Regions from separate parts of the Homo sapiens genome. Here region 1 is linked to region 2. Evidence: chromatin loops called from intact Hi-C (ENCODE). Cell type or tissue: HCT116. All regions are shown on one strand. Links, peaks and the distances in the headings refer to the core of each region. The heading gives the core; the rest is flanking DNA.

Region 1 (2,937 bases), core at 146-2,645, 55 kb after region 2:
AATTGATTATTCATCATTTCAAAACTTATCTCCAAAAAATAATAGCATGCTTACCCTATCACACCTGGACTTTGAGTGCATTCTACTCTATTTAAAAACATTGTTTTGAATTCTTTTTATGTCACAATCACTTCACAAAATCTAAAAGAAGTCAGAGATACTACCAGGGGCAAAACACACTTGCCCCCTGCTTCTCATTTGTCCTATTTAGACTGGATCCATATTTTTGTCTTGTTTAGTAGTAAAAATAAAAGTAAAAGGGGGTGCTTAGAAATCATAGATTGTATTCCAAAACAAACAAGCAAAAACAAACAAACATAAAGCCAGACCCTAACTCTCAATTTCATCAAAAAGTAGCAGAACTCTCTTTCATGGCAAGAACAGTGCAAGCTTGTCCTTTGGAAATTCTTCTGAATCAACAAAAGTACGTGTGACTGAATCGTGTGGCCAAGATGGAATGCTGTGGCAATACAAATTACAGAGAAGATGCACGGCTTTTCATCTGCTGCCCTCACCCGCAGATGTCTGTGGGATGAAAGTAGTAGTCACTGCCAGCCACCCCAGTCCTGCTGTTCTGACACCCTGTAATCGTTTGCTGTATTCATTACCTCCCTCATCATCCACTAAGCCTCCTCTTAGGGGTACTTTATGGTACACATTTCACTTTAAAAAATTAAGTCACATCACGATTAATTTTGCCTCGAGGATTTCACAACATCCTTTGAGCTCACAGTAACCCTGAGGATATTGTGCAATTGGAGTTGGGACTCTCTTGCCTAAGTTATAACTTTGTGAAAGAAAGTGGGTGAAAGTGGGGGAGTTGTTCTTGCTTAAGACAATTGAGTGGATATTAAGCAAATACACAGGGGTAGGTTTAAAAGTGACTGGCAAATCTGGTAAAACTTTATACATCTCGAGTTATCATTTTTAATGTTCTCACCTTCTTACAGTATTTTTACAGGCAGTATGCTTTTGCTTGTCCTAAGTAAAATAGCACGCTTTTTTTCTGTTTTTCTCTGGGGCATGTCTTCTGTATGCTAATCTGACTCATCATTGTTAATTTAAAATATTATAAATAAGCAAATACATGACTCAATAAATGTGATGAGTAAGGAGAAACTGGTGTTTGCCTAGCCAGCTCAGACCTACATTTTAATTAAAAAGCATGTCTCATACACCATCAATATGTTTTCAAGTGACCTGTCATGACCAGTTCTAATCACAAGCATGCCATTCACTCTTTCATAATAAATTGGCAGATTATGCTAATAAAAGAAAGGGAAGCTATCAATTTTACGGGTGCCAGACAAGCTATGCCATTGATTTTATAATTTATGACATGCACTTGCAAAATAAAGGTGGCTAAGGAAAGAGTTTCATAAACAGGATAAAATGCTACAGGAGAATAATCAATTAGATTAGTCGACAAATAAGTGGATAAAAACGTTATGAAAATGTTATGCTTTCCTAATGGTCAAACATTCAGGGATTCAGTGTCATATTATATCTGTAAAATCCCACAACAAAAAGGTCTGTGTTAATGGCAGCTATATGTCAATTTTTAAGATTGGCTAATTGGTATTTTTAAAAGTATTTGGCTGGAAAATCACAAAGATTCAGTTGATTGGGACTCAAAAATTCTTTGTTCAAGAGAAAAAGAAGTCATAATACAGGTTGCTATTGATTACACCAATAAAATGTTAAAAATTACTATATGGCACAGTGTTTTGTGACTTTACGGCCTTTGTCTATGGAAAAACCATTTAGGTTAGTTCACATTTTTATAGAAAATGAGAGTTTGCAATGGAAATAGGAACTTGGGAGCTCACAGAAAAATCAGGGGTAGACTTGGGATCAGATAAGACATTCTACCTAAATAAGCATGGTTAAATACACATTATGTCTTACATTTCAAGCCAAAACTAGTTGTTTGCTTTTGATTAAAAGATTAGATTTTGTTCTGAAGTCCAGTTTCAATATTTTAGTTTTGTCATTAAATTGTTTCTAAATTGAAAAACTTTTGATAAAACTAGAAAAAATAAGTATACTTATGCTATGTTATTTATTAATATGAACAAAAATCAATTTGTCTAAGCTTTGCTCATCTAAAAATATATATGTATAGCAGACAAAGCAATGCAAATTAAACATTTTAAATCTTATACTTGCATTCAACAATCTTTATCTTGTGTAGCGTTAACGCACATACACATACATATGTATATGCACACACACACATATTCCTAATACCTAAACACAAGTCAATGTTCATCCAAAGAGTAACAGATCATCGATTACTTCTAGAAATTTCCTGATACCTTTATTATACTGATGTTTATCATATTGGATAAATGCTTGTCTTATGGAACTCACAGCACTTTGCATCCAATCATCATGTATTTGGCCACCGTTTCAACAGGGTGAAAATTTAAATGTATTATTGATTACAAATGGTCTTATTTAGGTAATTTCAAGAATATTAAATGTTATGTTGCCCCAAATTGTTATATCTCAGTTAATGGTGAAGTGATATGACTTTGAATGCTATGTAATGGCTCCATAATATTTTTTTTGTAAATATAATCTCTAGATCAATTATTAAAATCAGCTAATAATTGGTTGTTTTCAGGTAAAATTGATAGTTTTTAAAACATTCAAAATAAGTCCATTTGAAAGTCATTCAATTTTGTTAAGAAATCTTTTGCTGAATATTTGTGAAATATGGATATTAAATAACTTTTGCAACCATAGTATCCACTCATGTTGCAGGTTATTCTTTCTTGTTGTGGTTTTAATCTCCCCACAAAACTAAAAAAAAAAAAAAAAAAAAAAAAAATTAGCTACAGATTTGAAGTGATATTTATTTTGCATATGCAAACTATGGGACTCAGCTGATGGATAAGGATGTGTATGCAGTGTTGTTCTATCCATCATCAA
Region 2 (2,937 bases), core at 146-2,645:
CTAATGACAGGAGTATAGAAGGCTTCTCCTCCCCCAGTACCGTATGGCCATACTACCAAAGCCCTATATATTACAGTTGTCAGTGAGAAAACACACAATCCAATTACAAAATGGGCAAAAGATTTGAGAAGACACCTCACCAAGGAAGATATACACATAGAAAATAAGCCTATGAAAGACAATCAACATCAAACATGAGATACCACTACAAACATAGTAAAATGGCGTAAATCCAAGGTGCTAACAGTGCTACTGTCAGGAGTGAGTGGGTATGTGAGAAATGTCTGTGTTCTGTATTCTCTGCTCAATTTTTCTGTAAACCTAAAACTGCTCATAAAGAACAAAGTTTATTTAAGTAATAAATAAGGCCAAATGCTAGTGAGGATGTGGACAAAAAAGCAAAAGCAGTAGTTGACCTAGAATTTTAAAAATGGACGTAAATGTATATTGAAAGATAGATTAAATAGATGGATAGATGATATATAGGTAATAGATAAATAGATAAGCTTGACTATCTTATTTTCCTTTATAAAGCATTGTTAGCATAAACAATAATGCTGGGACGCTCGCTTTTTCTTATAATATTTTTCATGTATTTTAATTTTTAAAATAAATTCATTCATTATGACTTCTAATAATTACTAATAAAAATGGAACTGATTCATTTCTCTATCATTTTAAGTAGTATGGGCTAGGTTTAGCATTTGAGCATTTGTATATAGTTTGTCTCTGTTTGAAACAAATCTTACTACTATAATTTGTGAAACCAACATTGTGTGTCTGGCTTATTCCTTTTAATATTTTAAATAATAAAATCATTTATGGCTTGGGCTATTTCCATTAGTTATAACTGACAATGAGAAATGTAGTAAAATATGATGTGGTTTAAAGGGTACTAATTAAGCTATAAATGACAGCAACATCATGACTCTGAAGCTCATGAGTCATTTGTAATTCAAGTGCAGGAGTATTTTTTGGTAAGGCCTCAGTTGTGGAGCAATCCCAGTGGAAGTATATCTCATCTGTCTGGAATTACCTAGGTGTGGTTCTGCCCAGAGGCAGAGGGATGGACTGATTGATCTCTGGGAGCTACTTCCCAGCCCAGAGTCTCAGATGGTTAAAGCCTGCAATTGAAATAAACGTCCTGCCATCACTCAGCCCTTAATCCCCCCATTCTATCCATGATTAAGTGATATCCTGACTCCCTTGTACTTTCCCAACCTCTTTCATGTCCACACTTGTCAGGATGCCCGATCCTCACTTAGTCTCCTTTTAGCAATAATTCAAATGCTGATTCACTTGAATCAAAAAAGAGGTGAAAGAGGGTACACAATTGGAACACACTAAAGAATTTGTAAATTCCAGCCAGTGAATCCATTTTCTTAACAGAATGCAAAAGGATTAAGAGATAGAAAGCTCTTAACTTAGAACTTATGCTGAAGAAATAAGAGTTCTGATTACCATGTTCTATGGAGATGCCACACACACGCATCCATATACAGGAGAACACACACACACACACACAGACACACACATATATATATAGTCTTCTGTATAATGGATGTGTGTGTGACATCTCCATAGAACATGGTAATATACATATAAACACGTGCGCGCGCGTGTGTGTGTGTGTGTGTCTGCCCATTCCACCTTCTACCTACCCTTTTCAGGGCTGAGTGACTGATCTTCATGCTTGATATGGTTTGGATCTGTGTCCTTCCCCAATTCTCAGGTCAAATTATAATCCTCAGTGTTGAAGGTGGGCTCTGGTGGTAGGCAATTGGTAGTGAATGAGTGCTCATGAGATCTGGTCATTTTAAAGGGTGTAGCACCTCCTACCACCTCCGTCTTGCTCCTGCCATGTAAGGCTCCTGCTCCCACTTTGCCTCCTGCCATGAGTAAAACTCCCTGAGGCCTCCTCAGAAGCAGAGGCTGCCATGCTTCCTGTACAGCCTGTGGAACAGTGAGCGAATTAAACCTCTTTTCTTTATATATTACCCAGTCTCAGCTATTCCTTTTATAGCAGTGGGAGAATGAACTAATACAATGTCCATATTCTATATTCACACAGCTAATCGGTTCTCATATCACTCTTTATATTAATAACAATAGCTACTCCTCACTATTATTAGCAACAATAATAGTTCTTTTTATTGAGATAGGGTCTTACTATGTTGCTGAGGCTAGCCTTGAACTCTTGGGCCCAAACAATCCTCCTCTTCAGCCTCCTGAGTAGCTGGGAATATACGTGTGCACCACTGCCCCAAGCTAATAATAGTTCCTATATACTATATATAATATATGTGTGTGTGTGTCTGTGTGTGTGTGTATGTGTGTATATAAAACCACTGTTCAATTCACAAGGCATCCTGTGACCTAGCATCAACCTTTACTTCTAAAAGTCAACTTAAATTTTATGCTTCCAGAATTATTTGAGAGATGTAGCCAGAGAAAGCAAGCAGCTCTGTGCAGGGGAACATACTCTTGGCTTTATATCAAAAAGCCATAGCCTTTATGAGAATTGCTGTCATTTTCAGCTAGGCCATAACTAACAGTCAGCTCACATTGTGAATGCAGAACAGCCAGTTGTGCCTTGGGATTTTCCAGCCTAATAGATTCTCACTTCATCATGTACTTGGAGGCAGAACTAGTTAAGTGGATGACAAGAGAAGTGGCAAAAATAGTAAAGAGAGCTTAGAAGAAATCATGAAAAGGAATAGATATTTCCCTCCTGCCTTCCATTCTGTTCTTTCTACCTCCTTTGCTAATTTCTTATTTTCTTTTCTCTGCTCTTTTAAATCAAAGACACTCTTTACTCTGCAATTTCAGTAACATAAAACAGATATAAACATATTTGCAAAATCAGAGTTCCTGCCATCTATTAGAAATCTCTATTGTGCATTAAGAAAGGTGAGATATATGGCACCAACTTCTATC

Evidence for each region. Hi-C counts contacts between places; a loop is a spot of excess contacts. Peaks named below come from ENCODE experiments on the same cell type or tissue, not always from the same donor. Only the 100,000 strongest peaks of a DNase experiment are listed, where the experiment ranks them.
Region 1: it touches region 2 in a loop (5-fold over the local background); 2 of 110 quality-filtered maps call a loop at or near these places.

What each region holds. Positions count from the first base shown.
Region 1 is chr2:226,118,090-226,121,026 of GRCh38, forward strand. No RefSeq gene overlaps it. Among named protein-coding and RNA genes, the nearest start is that of MIR5702, 540 kb to the right of the region's middle. In HCT116, for the core only: no CTCF peak of the experiment used is centred there; DNase peaks (open chromatin) are centred at 612 and 1,152; H3K27ac peaks cover 2,500 bases.
Region 2 is chr2:226,062,830-226,065,766 of GRCh38, forward strand. No RefSeq gene overlaps it. Among named protein-coding and RNA genes, the nearest start is that of MIR5702, 590 kb to the right of the region's middle. In HCT116, for the core only: no CTCF peak of the experiment used is centred there; a DNase peak (open chromatin) is centred at 1,092; H3K27ac peaks cover 2,500 bases.